Linked DNA regions of Homo sapiens: region 1 is linked to region 2. A link is a loop called in an ENCODE intact Hi-C map of the cell type or tissue named here. Cell type or tissue: OCI-LY7. All regions are shown on one strand. Each heading gives the region's core, and the rest is flanking DNA. Links, peaks and the distances in the headings are about the cores only. Region 1 overlaps ANKS1B (ankyrin repeat and sterile alpha motif domain containing 1B). Region 2 overlaps ANKS1B (ankyrin repeat and sterile alpha motif domain containing 1B).

The links. Peaks named below come from ENCODE experiments on the same cell type or tissue, not always from the same donor. Only the 100,000 strongest peaks of a DNase experiment are listed, where the experiment ranks them.
Region 1: it touches region 2 in a loop (5-fold over the local background); 3 of 110 quality-filtered maps call a loop at or near these places.

The regions. Positions count from the first base shown.
Region 1 is chr12:99,654,638-99,664,461 of GRCh38, forward strand. ANKS1B (ankyrin repeat and sterile alpha motif domain containing 1B) reads right to left here. Exons shown (of 27, transcript NM_001352186.2): 9 at 430-573. Among named protein-coding and RNA genes, the nearest start is that of GARIN6, 12 kb to the left of the region's middle. In OCI-LY7, for the core only: CTCF peaks have their summits at 4,535 and 4,739; a DNase peak (open chromatin) is centred at 4,524; H3K27ac peaks cover 2,222 bases.
Region 2 is chr12:99,762,927-99,772,750 of GRCh38, forward strand. The region is part of intron 8 of ANKS1B (ankyrin repeat and sterile alpha motif domain containing 1B); the gene reads right to left. Among named protein-coding and RNA genes, the nearest start is that of GARIN6, 120 kb to the left of the region's middle. In OCI-LY7, for the core only: CTCF peaks have their summits at 5,077 (motif pointing left) and 5,277; a DNase peak (open chromatin) is centred at 5,035.

The DNA of each region.
Region 1 (9,824 bases), core at 682-8,681, 110 kb before region 2:
TACACATTCCCATTATTCTACAATGCTCCATTGTGATGTGAAAAATATAATCACTGGCTATGCTTTTAAACAGCCATAATATGTTTCCTTATATCTGTAGACAACTTTTACTTTTTAAAAATAGCATTCTTTAAACTGATATATTTCTGGATTCAAAATATTAAAACCTCATAAACAAGATAACTTTTCTGCATTATAACCAAACTAAATAATACTAATTTTTTACATAAATTATGTCTTCGCATATGTACACATATGCACACCAAGTTATATGCACATTTTACTTGACACTTTGAGAAAAACCACAAGATCCAAAATCACAAAGTGAACAAGATCCTAATTTGATTTTCGAAGGGGAGGGAGATTTTATCTTAAAAACATAGGCAACCATTTTTGTTTTATTGTACCTTAATAAAAGCAAACTTTTACCTGGGCAAGCATGGGGAAGCCAAGGTTCCTACATCCATTACACGGAGTTAATGCTTCCCAAAGTCCTGATGGCCCACACGTATTTTCATCATCATCCTCTTCTTCCACTTCTCCTGGTGACAAATTGATTGTAGATGAGGTTCTCTGAAATTAAATTTATATCATACCAATATATTATATCAATGATATTTAGATATCTTAACATCAATTAAATTCTATAAATGACAGTGGTATATCTCGGCAAACAAGTCAGCTCACTTTTAGCCACAGTTACATGGCTGTGCCCTGTGCCTGAGATAAAAATATGTATAGTCCAACTTAAGTTAAAAGTGAAAAAAACTAGGTGTGAAAGACTTATAAAATAATATATGAAGTTCATAATGAAGAATAGAACATGATAATGGCCTAATAAAATATTTGAATAGCAACAAATGAGAAAAATCTTATGGTTTATCAAGAATTTAGGTTTAGGCATAAAATTAAGGAAAAATGCAGTTAGGGCACTAACAGGAAAATATTTTATTGAAATGGGAACTCCTGATAAACCAGTTTGTTCAGAATGCCACTGAAATAAAACTTTATAAACTTTCATATCATACATATAACAGGAGTAACAGTTTTAAAATTCATAATGAGACTTCCATATTTAGCACATATATTTTCCTTCGTTATCTCCCAAATCTCACTAAAATGATGGTAGAACATTTATAAAAATGTTTACACCATAAAAATAAGGATGACAGGAGAGATGAACAGACAATATTAAGAAAACTTCTGGATAATGTTGAGTAACTTTTGGATAACAGATGGGTATTACCTGACTTAGCAAACATGAGAACACTGAAAGCAAAGAACCTTCATGTGGAAAGAATTGGAGGGACTGGCTACCTGTGAAGGTGTAAGTGTAGGTGGGGCAGAAACAGACTGAAACTCAGTATCAGAAAGAATTATACCCCTAGACCCATCTCCTTTTCACCCAGCCAGGAAACTAAATCTTTACCACTGGCAAGAAATTAGAGGTTTAATTTTTGAAGAAGTTGAAGCAAAAGGATTATGAATTCTAAGACTACAGATATACTGAGTCTCCAAAAACAAGAGAATTAATATCTATATAGTAATGAAGATTCATAACCTACCCCGTGCCTTACCATATTTGCATTAGACAACATGGCAGCACGGTTTATATTCCCAGATAAACAACTAGAATACTCCTCCCTGTAGAAACAGACCTCCTAAGAAAAAAGGTCTATAAATAAGCAGGAAAATGGTGGGATCTATGTATCAATCTCTACTGTGAAGCCAACCTCTCAACAAGTTCCACTCACAAGAATCATATATTTGAGAAAAACCTCTTAACAGACACCAAAATAAATATAGAGAAAAAAGTTATAAATAGTATCCTCAGAGAGAAGATATTTATAGCCATGAAACAAGAACAGAAAGTTACAAAATACATAAAATCCAATACAAGAGTAAGAAAAATCTGAGAAAATTTCCCAAAAGATGAACAGAATTTAAAAGTGGAGAAAACTAGGGGTCAAACCAAGACCTCTAACATCTGAACAAAAGGAGCTCCAAAAATTAAGAGTAGAGATGGGAGGGTCAAAGAAATAAAGCATGAAAATTTGCAGAAACTGAGGAAAAACTTCACTCTAAGAGCCTGCTGAATACTTAGCAGACTCAATTTAAAAAAAAAGATGTATATGCATAAATAAAAAGAAATACACTAAATTGTCTAAAGGTCCTCTGAATGTAGCGTTCAGCACAACATTGATAGATCATGATTACTAAAGCAAGTAAATATATTCTACATATTGGATTGTAAATAGCATCCTCCCCCCAAAATTGTTCCTTTTAAAAATAGAATATAAGATTTTATTTTTCCTCCTATTTAAAAGAATTTGTTTTCTGCATTCACATTTTAACTTCCCCTTGATCACTTGTCAGTAACTAAGAAGCAATGAAATTAAGTTGTCCCCCAATCAGTTGCTGTCTATAAAATACAATAATAATAACAACTGTTAGACTGAGAACTTACTATGTGACTTGGAGTATCACTGGCCTATTGTCTGTTAACTATTTTAATTCACACAACAGCCATTTGAGGCAAATATTTTTCCTCTCACTTTATAAATGAGGAAACTAAGGGACAGAGAGGCCAAGTAAAACCCAAGGTCACGAAGCTGGCAAGTGGCAGAAAAAGGATTCTAACCCAGACTAGGGGGCTGCAAAACCTACTCTCCCCTCACCACTACATTCTGTGACCACTCCTTTGGTACAATAACCTGTGGAAGACAATATACTGAAAAACCACACTGATGTAAATAATTGCAGTTTAAATAAAAGAGGTATATTTGGTGAATACGTTTCTGTTACACGAGTAAAGTCCTGAGAGCATTTTGCCTTCTGTGACAGGGAGTGAAAATTTCTGCAATTTGATACATAGCAGCCCATGCTTTCATAAATACACACTTCTCAAATCAATAATAGAAGGTGATTATCACAGGGATTTTTGACCCTACAGATCCTTTGAGTAAAATAAAAAATCTTGGGAAATTTAAAATCTTAATCTGAAAGAGTATATATATATATATGATAAAGTTGTTCACAGGAATAAATAAAATGATCAAAAAGGTATCTCCTTTACCAGCTCATGATCAGCTAACAGTTTGACCATCAACATTGATGCGGCACATACTATAAACCACCTCATAGTTGGCCAAGAATTATCAACATTTTAGATTAATCCATTCTTTTCTATTTTGTTAATGGTGCTACAATGATTTAATCCAATCACACAGGGAACTTCCTCTATCTCTTTCTCCTCCCTCAAAAAAAAAAAAAAAAAAAAAAAAAGCTTATCTCTCTTCCCTGCTCATAAAGCTCCAATTACTTCCCATTTCACAGCAAATGATATCCAAATTCCTTAATCTGGCTTCAGAGTTCTATAGTCAAATGATTTTTTAGCCCTTTTACTTTTTCACTATACTCACCTCAGATTATAACCAGGTGGAATTGTTTACCCTTGCCTAATCATGCTCTATGCTTTTATTCTTTCTTTCACCTTACTTGTCTGCACAGCGTATTGTAGTGGTTAAGGGCTTGGGCTCTAAAATTAGACAGTCCTGAATTCAAGTTCCAAATACCCGCCTCACTAGCCGTATGATTTTCAGCAGATAAGACCATTGTCAGCCTCTCTTGCCTTATCTATGCAATGGAAAACAATACAGTGGAACCTCTCTCAGGGCTTTTTCCTGATGACTAAATGAGGTAATAAATATAAAGTGCCTGACACATACAGCTTCAATAAGTATTAACTATCATGTTTATTATTTTCTTATAATCCCACTGATTCAAAATAGAGTTCAGATTTCATCCCTTACCTAAAATTTTCCAGATTTCCCACAAGCATGCATGATATCATGTTCTTCTGCTTGTCTCTCTTTGTGCAAATGTTTGCATTTGGTATTTCACATTCACCTTGAGTTGATAGATGCTATAGTGGCAAAGAGCATTGGCTTTTAACTCAAACAGATATATGTTTAAATCCTAGCTCTACCACTTCCAAGCTTTGTGATTTTGAGCAAATCACATAATCTTATTAATCCTTAGTTTCCCTATCTGAAAAAATAGTGTAATCATTTCCACTTGCAGGGCTGTATGAAGATCAAATTAATTGCTTGACAGAGACTGGCACATAAAAAATCAATAAGTACTGCTATTTTATTTTTTACCATAAAAGAGTTGTGTACACACACACAGTGTGCTTGTGCAAATATACTACACAGACACAAGTGTGGCTTATTTACCCTTGTGAAGTAAGTTATTTGAAAGAAAACATTGCCTTATTCACATTGTATCTCCTACAATGTGTTGTGCATAATGAAACAATAAATATTTATTGAATGAATCACTGAATAAATGAGCTTCAAATTATTATTTTCATTTGACTACCTAGAAAATTTTACTAATATTAAGGGGTGTGTATAATTGTATCACAAATATCAAGATTGCCATTTTAGCTTTATTTTATATTAACTATTACAAGTAGCTTTGCAGAAATGAAGAAACTTATCAGTGGTTTAGCACTGCCCCCTAAAGACAGCATATAAATTGGCTGTGTAAAACCATAATTTTTAACTTCATTTCTTTACAGTTAAAGATTTGAAGGAAAATATTTTATCAAGCTACATATAATCTTCAATTATATATGGGAAGAAGCCAGCGGAACACACTTAACCTCAGATGGTTTCATTTATTCCAAATGCTGTTCAAACTTTTTACTGGAGAACAAACTCTGTTCCTGAAGTTCCAGAAAGATGTGAAAATTCTACTATAAAAAAAAATAGACCTAAATCTATACAGTTTGAACCCATTAGCTTTCTTGGTTATTACACGGTAATAAAGAAAGACTGGACCAATTCTATGTTGTTGCAAATTGAAAAACAGTCACAATAATATACTGTAGGGAGACAAACTTGAGCTCAATCAAAGAAAAACACTTTTGAGAATAATTATATTAGTCTAACATTGAAGAAATGGGATTTCCCTGTGAGGCAGTGTGTGTTCGTGTGTGTTTGTGTGTCTGTGTGTGTGCATGTGTGTATGTGTAAATTATATGACAACTATATATAACGGTGCTTCATAATTTATAAAATGCTTTCAGATAGAGAATAGCCCAATAAAATAGAGTAAGAATTATCCCTATTTTACAAGTGAAAAAAACTGATGCTCAAAATGTTACTCGATTTGCAAGATCATACTACAAATCAGTCCAGATTATAATCCAAGCCCTCTAAATCTAGGTCCTATTGTCTTTCTACCACACCATGGAAGCCACCTCCTTAATTACTAGAACTCTTCAAGGGGACAACAAATGTTCAAGATTGTCAATGCAAAGGGACCAGGCCAAAAGGCAGAATCCAGGAAAGAGGCAATATCAGAGATGGCAATCAAAGCAAAAGGCAACAATCTGGAATGAGTTAGCAATCTAGACTACTTTATAGCATTGCCACACGCCTTTTTGCCTTTGTTTAGTTCTAAAGTAAAATTGCTTTATAGATTTTTCAATGAAATTTAAAGTAATACATGCTTATTGTAAAACAAATCATTCATAATGAAAAATTATACATGAAAGAGTGAAGCTTTCCTAGCCTCGGTCCCACATTCAGTGGGTGTACTTCCAGACTTTGTAATACTTACTCTACTTGCCTGATGACTTTCTCACGATAAATTCATAAATGAGAAATTGTATACACCAAAGAGTATGCCTACCTTTATCTTTCTTTTTCTTTTTCTTTTTTTTTTTTTTTTTTGAGGTGGAGTCTCACTCTGTTGTCCAGGCTGCAGTGCAGTGGCACAATCTCTGCTCACTGCAGCCTCCACCTCCCAGGTTCAAGTGATTCTCCTGCCTCAGCCTCCCAAGTAGCTGGGATTAGAGGTGCCCACCATCACACCTAATTTTTTGTATTTTTTTAGTAGAGATGGGGTTTCACCATGTTGGCCAAGCTGGTCTTGAACTCCTGACTTCAGGTGATCCACCTGCCTTGGCCTCCCAATGTGCTGAGATTACAAGCATGGGCCACCGTGCCTGGCCTAAACTTTCTAAGTATTGCCAATGTTGTCTTTAACCTGTTCACAGTGATCAGAGAAATGTTTTTTCATATGAGAATGTGATCATGTTTTCCTCTTCCTTAAAACCTTCAATAGCTTTTCATGTTCTTCTGATAAAGTTCAAAATTCTTAATATGATCCAAAAGGCTATGCATGATCTGCCCCTACCTCCCTCTGTATCCCACCACTAATCTGGCAGGCCAGGTCTCACTAACAGCTGAACAGGAAGGCCTCCATGACAACTGTTTCAGCACTGACTGAGTGGTTAAATTAAATATTTAAAGCTGATAGAGCCAGTGCCCTTATACGAAGGCTGGAATGTAACGAAAGCCCACCAAGAGTTTTGCCTAGGCCTTTCCAGGGCCTTGAAGCATGATGAAATAACAAAGGAATTCTTAACAGAACCCGTTTAGTATTAAACAGGTTTTACTGGGGGTCTGAAGGAACTCCCCAGACCTCCACAAACAAGTTTTATTGAGGTCTAAAGGAACTCCCAAATCTTCATGATTTAGCAGGAGACAAGATAAGCGTAATCACCCCTGGCACCTGGATCCATCTAGATTGAGTAAATTTACTGAAGCTCCAGAGGAAGGTCTTCAGGACTCAGACCTTAGGTATAGATGAGAAGAAGTTAATCACTTATGTCTTTAGATGAATGCACACTTACATGTAGACATACAGCTTAGAAGGTATATAAGCTCTGGAAAACTTTGTAATTTTGAGTTGGTCTGGCAATATTTTCCCTGGCCTTCTCCCTGTACCCGTTTACAGAAGTAAATTCTCTTCTTTCCCAGTTGGTCTGCATCTTGTTATTGGACCATGAGAATAAGCAACCCGACCCTTGGTTTGGTCCAGGAACACTAACACTATTCCTCTCCTTTGCCCATAATGTTTAAACACACTGAGCTTCCCTCTTTCCCTCAAGTATACCAAACTTCCTCTTGCCTCGTACCTTACCTTAGCACATGTGGTTTTCTCTGGCAAAGACTATTAGTCATCTCCCAATATACAGTCCCCCCTCCTCCTTTTGTCTTTAGTAACACCTTCTTTTATTCTTGTATGGTACTAATACTCCAACTTTTAGCTGGGCACATGTATTCTTTGAATAAATACCACATTGTCCAGTGTCTGTTGCAGCTAGGTGTGACCACATGGCTAAGTCATAACCATGGGATATAAGAAGTGCTCTTGAAGTGAATAGGTGTGCCCTTCTTCCTCCCCTTCCTCTTCCTGCTGATTGAATGCTAATGAAATAGCTGGAGCTGGAGCATTTGTCCTGGGCCATGAAGTATCCTTGGAACTAGAGGACCTGCACAATGGAACAACAAAATAGAAGAATCCTGGGTTCCTCATAGAGGTGATCCCTACCAGCCTTGGACTGCCTAGCTCTAAGCTTTAGAAGTGGGAGTAAAACAAACTCTTTCTCTTTAAGCCATTATTATTATTTTAGATGTTTTTGTTATTTGCTATTGTGTCAAACCCTAACAAATAAATTCCTTTGCTTGTCTTCATCAGGATTAATCTTATTGGTGCTTTAGGTATAAATATAATTCACTTCCTTTGGAAGGCCTTCTTGATGCTCTCATCAAGATTAATTTCCTTTCTTATATGCCTTCACAGTATCCTGCTTTTCTAATAGCAATTATCACAATGATAATTTTATAGTTACTGTGTGACTTTGGTTCAGTATCTCCTATCCTTAGTCCATAAAAGCTGCATGATTGCAGAGATGCCTGTTGGGTTAGCTACCAAAGCCTGATACTTGGCTAGTACATTGAATAACAGTTTATCACATATGTGTTGAAAATGAATGAAGAGTAAATGAATGAATGAATGCCAGCTTGCCCTCATAGATGTTTTATTAGTGTGAACATTTTCACTAGTTCTAAGAGGAACCAATGTAACTATAACCCAGATTTTAATGTCCTTTGTTCTCTAACTCCATTTGCTCCCACTGTCTTCCTTCCATATTCAAAATAATGTAGAAAACAGCATCTATTTGATTTCATGAAAGAATACATTTATGACAACCATTGGTGCACAATTTACATTTTACCACAAACTCTATAGCGGAGGTGAATGGGCTTTAAATTGCACAGCTTAACTCCTCCCCCTCCCCTATCAATATTTTTCTCCTTATAGTAATAATTGGGTAGAAGGGTGCTTTTCATCTCCCCTTCCACCAAGAAGAATAGAATTCTTGGTGTCTATTTTTGCCTGCAGACTGTTTTCATTAGCTCTTTAAATTCTTCTCCTCTTTATTATGCAAGCAATTTCACACTAGGATACATCTTATCTGCAAATTTGCATAGCCAATCTCATTACACAAGAGATCTTACATGAGAACTATTATTTTGTCAATTTAAAAGGCAACAACTATGTAATAGCATGATATATCATATTTTCCTTTTTACAATCTTTTAAAACCGGGGATCTAAGGGCTTAATGGGGCACTAAGAAGAAAACGTGAGGTGTTAAGCTGGTTTACTTATTCCAAAGCTATGATAGTATTAATGATCAGATAGATGATAGGTCAGTGATCATATTACTCACAAAGGAACAGACTCAACCATCTTAAATTTAGTCCTGGGAGAGATATCACATGCCACAGTTGAATATATTAGCAATGATCAGAAAACCTACTGTTAAAGCCACAGTTGAACATATTAGCTATGATCAGAAACCCTACTGTTAAATACGTTTCTATAAGCTTAGTAACACTAAACATCTGTTCAAAATTTTCTGAAAATTACCTTGCAAGGCTACCCTACACTACCTTTCACCACAACCATTTGTTCCATGTTAGTAAAATTCACAAAAGCTGCAACATTTAAGTCTGCTGAAAAATAAAATTTCTCTAAGATTAATTTGGAGTTAGCTGTGAATCCTGTACTGCATTTATATCTGCAAGGAAAAGAAAGGAAGAAGAAAAACAAGTCTTGATGCCAATGAGTACACTGAGTACATCTCCTAGTATCTGCACTCTGAAATGACGTTACTATGTATGGTGATATTTTAAACTTGAGGATTTGCCAGTGCCAAATGTATTTCACATTTATTGAAGGACAGAATTGCTATTAAAGCAATTGTTTTAGTTGCAAGAAATATTGAACAAGAAAGTAAGGATAGTCTTTCTCTTTTTAATAGTACATGAGACATTACAATTCCTCTGAAACGCTTAGTTCCAACACATTATGTTCCTGCCTGCTGTTTACATATTTGACATCCTTTGCATAACATCAGGAAACTTCAAAGAACATATTTTGTTTGCTATTCTACTTATATACAATCAATTTGAACGTTTTTATTATCTCTCAAAACTTTTGTTCATTTATCTGACCCTTACCTAGTAATTAATACTGTTTATTATTTCAATATTAGAAAGAGCTAAGTCTAAACTGATGCCAATTTTATGCACAATACGCAGAAGCTAATTTCAAAAAAAAATGTTAAAGTCACCTTAGAAAGTTTAAACTTTTTTTTTTTCAACAAGACAGTACAGAAGGCAAAATGTATAACTTTGGGAAAACTAAATTATCCTCCATGACAGATCATTTTATATGAACAAATAACATTTTTCTAAAAGTTTACTTCTTTGTTTTAAAATAAAATTCATTAAAGTCTTATTTATATACCTAACATGAACCCATTTTATATATTTATTTTTTGTATTGGTACAAATCTTTAATAGAATTTTTATTTAAATAGGGGATTCTTATGTTACTTTAATGCAAAATAGAAAGAAAACAAATGAAATTTTATATAAAAATTAAAAACCTAAG
Region 2 (9,824 bases), core at 1,056-9,055:
AATCAAAACCATTGAATGCAATCTCACACCTGTCACAATGACTATTATTAAAAAGTTAAAAAAAAAACAGATGTTGGTGAGGTTGTGTAGAAAAGGGATCGCTTAAACACTATTTGTGGGAATGTCAGTTAATTCAGCTACTATAGAAATAGTTTGGAGACTTCTCAATGAACTTAAAACAGAACTACCATTTGACCCAGCAATCCCATTACTGGGTGTATGACCACAGGAACACAAATCATTCTACCATTAAGACACATCCACGTATGCTCATTGCAGCACTTTTCACAACAGCAAAGACATGGAATCAATCTAGATATCCATCAACGGTGGACTAGATAAAGAAAACGTGGCACATATACACCATGGGATACTATGCAGCCATAAAAAAGAATAAAACTGTGTCCTTTGCAGCAACATGGATGCAGGTGGAGGCCATTATCCTAAGCAAATTAACACAGGAACAGATAACCAAATACCACTTGTTCTTACTCGTAAGTGTGAGTTAAACACTGAATACACATGGAAACACACATGGACACAAAGAGGGGAACTACAGACAATGGGGCTTACTTGCGGGTGTAGCACGGGAGGAGAGTAAGGATCAAAAAGCTACATATTGGGTACTATGCTCATTACCTGGGAGAATAAATCATTTGTACACCAAATCCCAGTGACACACAGTTTACCCATGTAACAAACCTGCATATGTACCTCACTGAACCTAAAATAAAAGCTGGAAAAAAAAAAACAAAATAGCCCCATCTCAATAATACAGAAAGAATAACAAGGATTAATTCAAAAATGTTTATCACATAAATATTTAGGAATTCAAAAATTAATAATGTAATCAGACATATTTCCTATATTCATATACTATATACTTCCTTCGTATATGTTATCAGGAATTAAACATGGTATTTGTAATACAGGATATCCTTCTCATCAGTGAGAGTGATGTACTATTACCTAAGAAAAATATAATTTGACTTAAGATCCTAGCGATATATTGTGAAGTCAATAATATAGTTTACAGGGGTATTTTATTTCATCCTCAAAGAAACTGGCGAGGTATTCATTATTTGAAAAATCACCCAACAGGGGAAGTTCTTCTCAGATCATAAATATTCCATGTTAGAATTTTTCTCATATGCCTACACCGAAATACAGGTTATCAAACAGATGTTTTTATGCCCATGACCTGTTCTATCAATTCAATAAATGTTTGCTAAGCATGTGAGTGAGGAACTATGCTAAGGACAAATACATGCACACACACAGATTAATATTTTCCCTGTCTTCAAGGAGCTTATAGGCAAAGTCAAAAAAGATGATTCATGCATAATTAATACAAAGCAGCATAATGATGCAAATAGTTAGATCTAAATAGAAGGATCAAAAATAGTTTTCAATAAGTAGAGATGGTAGGGATAATATATATAGACAAAACATGAACGTGGACAATAAGAAAGACAGACGTGTTTGAGAGTAATCCATTTTATTTATTTATTTAGAGACAGAGTTTCACTCTTGTCATCCAGGCTGGAGTGCAGTGGAGCTATCTTGGCTCACTGCAACCTCCACCTCCCGGGTTCAAGTGATTCTCCTGCCTCAGCCTCCTGAGTAGCTGGGATGACAGGTGCACACCACCAGGCCCAGCTAGTTTTTGTATTTTTAGTAAAGATGGAGTTTCACCATGTTGGCCAGGCTGGTCTCTAACTCCCGACCTCAGGTGATCCTCCAGTCTCAGCCTCCCAAAGTGCTGAGATTACAGGCATGCACCACCGTGCCTGGCCAAGAATAATCCATTTTACTAAAATATATTTATCTAAGACATTACTAGCAGATAAAGCTGGAAAAATATGATGAAGCTAGAAATGAAGGGTCTTGAATGCCTGAGTTAAACGTTTCTATTTAACATTTGCAGTGAGGACCAGGGCTAGTTTTGAGTAGGAAAATGACATGACCAGAATGGCACTTAAGGCATACTGACTTGGCAGCATTGCTCAGAATAAATATGAGCAGATGAAGAGGAGAGACTAGAAGTGGGTGGACAGGGTAGGAGGCTCTTGAAATAACTCAGGTGAGGGGAAATGATGGTCTGAACCCACAAACTGGCAGGAATGATGAAAAGGTGAGAGGTCAATCTGGAAGACAGTAATGAAAGACAGAATGATCTACTTGTAAGACATTGGACATACATTCAGATCCAAGATTTACCTTTTGGGCAACTGACTTTACTCCTGATTCCCACGTTGAGGATAATAAAACCTACCTCATGGGATTGTTGTCAGGAATAAAGGAGATAATGATTTTTAACATGTTTACACAATGCCTAGCATGTAGTGAAAATTTAGTACTTAATAAATGCTAGCTTCTAGTGTTACAATTATTTTGAGATATTATAGTTTGGTCACTGTTTACTGATTTTTTTAGTAGCTACATCTCACTGCTGGTTCACGTAGCAGTTGTAGTCATCTATATACCCTAAAACTTTTGTGTGAACTACTCTCTGACATTAAATCTCCCCCACCTTGTATTTATACCATTGATTTTTAAGGAATCTAAATATAAGATTTTATACTAACTCCCACTGAATTCTATGTTTTTACCTTGAGCCAAGATTTCAGCCTATTGAGATAATTTTTCATATAAGTTCAATTATTTGTCATATTTGCTATTCCTCCCTAACTTCTACAAAGCTGATTAGAATACATATGGCTTTTTCCAAGTAAAATATTGACTCAGACCAATCCAAGAACAAAATATTTCACTTTCACTAGAGAAATCCCCTCTACGTTGACATTTTGTGACTATTTAGAACGTCTGGACAAAATTGGACAAAGTCTGTGAAACATAAAAATCAAGATCTCTTCAGCAACATAAAAGAGAACAAAATAGCTCTTTTCTATGGCTGACAGAAAGCCAGAGTAAAATTTTTTTAACCGATGCAGAAACTAAGGCTTGGAAATATCAAGCAACTTCCAAAGGTCACCCTGCTAGTAAATTGCAGAACAGAGTTGTACAACCAAATCTGTAGGACTCACAATCTCATGCTCTTAACTGCTAGACTAAGTTATCTCCCTAAGAAAGATGGTTGAGATTCCCATCATGATTGCTGGGAAAAACCTCCACTTTGGTCTCTGGAATTCATCTCCAAATAATTAAATGCATTTTGCAATGATAATGGTTCATTTGCAAGAACATATACACTTTTATATGCAGTCTTTGCCTTTTTATGCATTTATTCAGTCAATGAACTTTCACTGAGAGACCACTACATTCAAGGCACCGTGTGAGGCAGGATGTGACTACAGAGATCAATCTAATAATGAACCTACTGTCAAAGGGGTATATAAGAAGTAATGCAAAACATATACACCTACAAGGCAAGGCAGAAAGAGATGTATCAAGAATGGTAAAAAGCAAGTGTGCTAGAAGTTCAGAAAAATGACTCTTTTATTCTACTAGCCATTTTCTCAAGGACTTCCTAGATTCCCTAAGGTTACAAAAAGTTCTTCCTGAGGTGAGGGTAGGAACAAAAACTTACCCTTCTGATTCTGGATTTTTCCATTAATGTACCTACAGTACATACGTGTGGTTAATGGTATTGTTTTCAATATATAAATGCAGGTCAACATGATCCTAGTTCTACATTCCCTAATTCTTGCAAAACCTGTTAGGAGATTTCCAACCTTAGTTGAATCACCTTGAGTCACCACATCCAAAAGGTCTGTTCAACTACATAAGAAATAGATTGTTCAGGTTAGAATGTTCTTTTGAACATTGTATACCACTGCTTAAGATTTAGCACCACTATAAAAAATTATACATGCTAAAGAATCAGTTATGTTCCTATAATAAGCCTCTATTTACATTTCAAAAAATTTGCCTCCCAAGATTCTCTAAATCTGATGGAAATTGGGTAAGATAGCCACGAAGCTCTCTCCAAATTCTGAAATTGATGCATTCCTGATAATAAGCTCTAGAAATTGGGTTAGAATGTGTTTGAAGGTAAACTTTGTTTCAGAAACACCATTTGGTTTTTAGGCAATCTAATCTGACTCTACTGATCTTTAAAACTTGATGAATTTTAGAACTAAATTAAGTATATTTTCCAAAAGTAGGGACCTCACTCCCAGAGAGTATTCTCAAGAATAGCTTGGCATTAAAAAAAACTGAAAATCCTTCAAGGTAAATCTTGAAATCTTAAAATACTAAAATAAAATACCTCACACTTCAGAAGGCTGACATGTAATTAAATATTTTGCATTGGAAAAGAAAGTAAAATAACAGAAAAGAGGCATAGTTGCTGAACAAAATTGCACAAAACCTGCCAATGCAACCCCTTTCAAACCAAAAGCTTTAGATGCTGCTTGTGTCAAGAGAAAAAAATACATAACACGTTTCATCCCTTAAGCTTCTTATTTACTTCTTAAAGACATACGCTGATGAGGTAATGTTCTATTACAAATGTTTAAAAAAAAAACAAAAAAACTTTTCCTGGTACCTGGATTCTGAAATCTGCTCTAATGATCTTTATCATCAAATTTCTCTATGGCATGCTGTGTTCACATTTAAGAATTGTATAGATTGTTTATACACATGGAGGAAAAAACATGAATATAAGGCTTGGGAAAACATAAAGAGAATAGAAAATTTTTTCAGATGATTTCACATTCTTTCGAAAACCTAAATTTCATGAGTTGGTAAAGAATGTTAGGATATTTATATTTCTTCAAAATTTACATTCTAGATTATATAATGTCCTAATTCAACTTAGAAAATGGTTTCAGATGCATATTATAAGAGTATATAAAACAGACTGACTTTTGAATTAAAATGTATGCAAGACAAAATGCAATTTTAACTTGAGCTAGCCTTTATATTACATGCAAAACCTCCAATTGAATACATTCAATCATAATAAGAATTTAATTTTTAACTTATATTAGTAAAAGTGTTCAAACTACCATATTATAGCTAATATTTTAATAGAAACAAAAATCTCCGATTCAAAAATAAAAGTTCTTACATAAGATGGCTGGTTTTGTATTTGAAATTACTGAATCAGAGTGCCCTCTATTGGAAGAAAAGAGACAACAAAAGCTAAACTGAACTAAGAATATAGGTAAAATACTTCCAAAACTCAAGCCACATCATTAATATGTAAAACACATTAATTAAAAATATGGATGCTACAAAACATATTTCCTTACATTTTTATTTCTCCAAAATAACTTTTGGAATTACTTGTCATATCACAATCAGCAAGTTGGATGTTTCATATCCTATGAAATTAAATTTTAACTGAACCCAAATGCTCATCATTTAACCAGTAATATAAATAACAGACATACAGAAATGTTTTCCACATTTAATAGTCCAATATAACATAGAAATGTTATAATTGAGGACTGTGGTTTGACTGCAGTTTGGATTTTCCTTGATGATAAACTGAAAGCCTCCTTGCTATGAACCTCATGTCGGTGTCCCCGCCAAGTTTATATGTTGAAATCCTAAACCCCAATGTGATGGTATTAAGGAGGGGGTGTTGGGAGGTCATCAGATGATAACCCCTTATGATGTGCTAGTGTTCATATAAGAAAACATCAGGAGGGCTGGGCGCAGTGGCTCACACCTGTAATCCCAGCACTTTGGGAAGCCGAGGCAGGCAGATCACAAGGTCGGGAGATCGAGACCATCGTGGCCAACATGGTGAAACCCCGTGTCTACTAAAATACAAAAAATTAGCCAGGTGTGGTGGCACGTGCCTGTAGTCCCAGCTACTCAGGAGGCTGAGGCAGGGGAATCGCTTGAACCCCGGAGGCGGAGGTTGCAGTGAGCCGAGATTGTACCACTGCACTCCAGCCTGCGACAGAGCACGACTCCGTCTCAGAAAAAAAAAAAAAAAAAAAAAAACACATCAGGAGAACCTGCTTTTTTCCCCTCTGTTCTTTGCCACATGAAGATACAACCAGAAGACAGCCCTCTGCAAACCAGGAAGCAGGCCTTCACCAGCTACCAGCTCTGCTGGTACCTTCATCTTGGGCTTCTCGGACTCCAGAACTGTGAGAAATAAATGCTTTTTTTTTTTTCCAAGCCACCCAATCTACGCTAATTTGTTATAGCACAGATAATCCCTAATTCAAGAGACTTTTAGAAGCTCTTACACTGGGGAATTGCAGAAGTAGGCTGGACATTAAGATTTACGAGATTTGTTCCATCTCAAAAAATTCTAGTTTTGTGGTGTTTTCAAGACCTCAGTTCTGACTCATCATCTCAGACCTGAATTACCTCAGAAAGATCTTGGCTGATTTTTGGCTCCCTAGACCAGTAGTATGGATGTTAGACCTGAGAAGCTTTTCCAAGAGCAATGCTCAGAGCTACCCAAAATTATTTTGATTTAGTTGGTCTGGACTGGTATCTGAGGGCATCAGTATTTATTTTTTAGAGCCTCTCTAGGTAAATCTAATATACAACTATGGCTGAGAACCATTGTTTGAGCCTCTCCCCAGATCAAGCAACATACAACTACCACTTTTATTTTCCAAAAATGTCACTTTCAGGAGAACTCTCCTACACAAGAATTTATTCTCAGGATCAATTTTAAACTTCTGGCTAGCCTCCCAATCTACTTAGCTGCCTTTGTTCTCTGACAATAGAGTTGAGTGGCAAGGGGTTATGGCTCCAGCTCCAGAATGTCTGTGTTCTTGGCTCTGTAATTACCGCATGAAACTGGGAAAGTCATAAAAGCTCCCTGTATGGAGAAATAATACTATCCTTTTCAAAGGGTTATTGTGAGGATTAAATCAGTTAATACAAGTAAAGTGTTCCATAAATTGAGGTATTATCATTACTTACCCAACTTTATTTCCTACTACTTTCCAAAACAAACTCTCATCATAAATCATTCTCAAATTATGCACTAATTCTCATCTCTGTGCTTTTGCACTTACTGTTTCTTCAGGCTGGAATCCTTTCTCAATCATTTGTCCCAACAAAAGTGAAAAGCACAGCTCCCCTTTCACCAGGACACAGCTTAGTCTCTCCCTACCTCCACAAAGACTTCAATGAGTATCTGTAAATATTCACTGGTCTCTCCCTTTTAAAAATTCCTTTGGCCACAAGGTAGCATACTATGAGAAATGTGGCTGAGAATTAAAAACACTGGCTCAGAGTTTGAATCCTCACTCTGCCACTTGGCAGCTAAGTCATTTTCTAAATCCATATTGTTAGGATTACTTAATAAGCGACTTAAATCACGTAAAGCATTAGAGTAGCAAATAGCAAAAACTGAGTAAGTGTCAGTTCTTATTTATTCAGTGTTTTATATGTTAGCCTTCAGTTATAGTCTACACACTGTGACTGAAGTCTCCTTAGGATAGGTGTTTTGAAACACTTGAAATCAAGAACCATATCTATTATAAATCCCACAACTCAAAACATGGTAAGAACCATCTGTATTAGGTGACCTATATTAGGTGACCTGTACTTGACTAAACTTTTTGCAACATGTAAGAGTATAATTGAAGCAATATTCTGGAAAAAAAACTTTTTTGATGAATAGAAACAAATATTCAACAAAACATGGAATGAATTCAAATAAAACAGGCTACAGAAAAGGGTCAAAGTAATTTGATTACTTTTTAAACATTCGCTAACAGGTTTCTATCAGATTCATCTTCTGAAAGGTCAGTTCCAATGATGTCTTTTATCTGCCCAAAATCCTTTAGATTTTTCTCATTTCTTAAAAAAAAAACCAAAATTCTTAGCCTGACATTCATAATTATCCATGACCTGACCTCAAACTACACTTCTACTCTCTCATCTTTCCCCTTTGTAAACTCTATTCTTCCAAATAAACAGAATTATTTGCTCTTACTCATATATACCATCTGCTTTTCTCCCTCCACATAATCTTTAATATTTTATAGGGAAATATTTTCAAAGAACACTATTGTAAAGGTTTGTCACAGGAACGAAGAGTGGTGTTAGAAAAGCATGAGTTCAGATTTCAAAACCTTAACGCTCAATTTATGAGCATTAATTTCTTTCTTGCCACTATCACAATACAGTCTTTGGCTTACAAAAAAAATTGAACATCTTTTCCCCAAACTATTATCACTCTCTCAAAGTCAAAAGCCTTTGCCGTAACTTCCTGAAAGATAGAAGCTTGAATCATGGTCTCCAAGCAGCACATACAGACCCCAGGGCATATAAGATATTCATTGGGTAAACGAAAAATAATTAGAGCTTCTGTTTTACACTTATTCTCTACCTTCCTCAATTTGAATTTCTTTTGTTGTGTATGTCTCATAATTTACATCAAATATTACTAGAAATGCAGTCTATATATATATAATTTACAAATAATCAGGGATATTTGCTCAAAATTTGTTTACTAATGGTACGTACAACAAAAAAGTTTGGAAACCCTGGTCTAAAAAATTAGGGCTTTCAGAATATCTGTGGTTTTACAAGTAGAAGGCCAGAAGCTGCCAGTTTACATAAATCTTTGAGGATGGATCTAAAAATATAAACACTATGTGTTGTTTATATAGCACAAATATGTTTTAAGTTCTAACTAACTTTCAAGGAAATATTAAAATGTAACTGATTGGTAACCTGGAGACAGCATACACCTATTTCAGATTTTTTAACAGAGGATTTTGTCCCAACATTAAAGTTACTATTATAAATTATTTCATTAATATAAAAATTTCATTTGGTAAAACTTACAGGTATTTACTTCAGTACATATACAACTGTTCATAGTTATTCATAAAGAATTTTTATTGGGGCCAATAATAGGATGTTTTTACAAAAGAGAGTGAAGCACAAAAACAAAATGAAACAAAAAAAGCAGGCCAAGGAGGTAGGACTAGCCATGGAACTAGATTAGCAAGTGCTATCCCAGGAAACAGTGTCACAGCTTACTTTAAGTAACTAAATTAAGTAAATGTTCTCATAATGGACAGTCACTATACTTAGCAAGTTTTTTTTTAGTTTTCACAAATAATATGACATACTTAACACAGTTCACTCTATTACTGGCTTTTGAATAAAGTATGATATATCTGTAACAAATTAAGTTCTAAAAGTGACTACAGATTTCTTATCAGAATAATGTATTTCCTTTAATACCAGTATATACTATAAGTCCTTCCTCTACAGGACAAAAAGTAGGTTTAAATATCTTAATATTAAACTGATTTATTCTCTATAGTTTTTCTTGCTTTTGTGTTCATATAAAAATCCAAATGAGTGAGAATCACCCATGGCCTGACCTCAATCTATCCTTCTAATCTTATCTCCCCTCTTTCTTCTTTGTAAACTCTCATTCCTAATAAATAGAAATACTTGCTCTTACTCAACTATATCATCTGTTTTTCTGCCTCACATAACCTTTAATATTTTATATGGCAATATTTTCAAAGAACACTATCATAAAGGCGTTGTCACAGGAACTAACTCATGCTTAAGATTCTGAGCTTATCAAAGAGAAACCTCTTGGGATTTGCATAATATTATAAAAATATGCAGACTGAACTTTCCACATTTCTCTCCTACTATGACTTCAGGAGGAAGTGAGGAAACTATACGTGTGGCTCTGCTCTGTTAGTCTGAGTTCATAGAGAAAATGGGGAAGACAGTCGAAAGGAAGGTTTTTGTCTTTTTTTGGGAACCAACATCATTATGCCCAGTAAAACTAAAGGAACACAACAACAACAACAACAACAAATACCAAAAATCCATGTTTTTAAGAAAGAGTCTAAAAGTAGAGAGACCATGAAGTGATCTGTCAAAGCACTCCTTCCCCT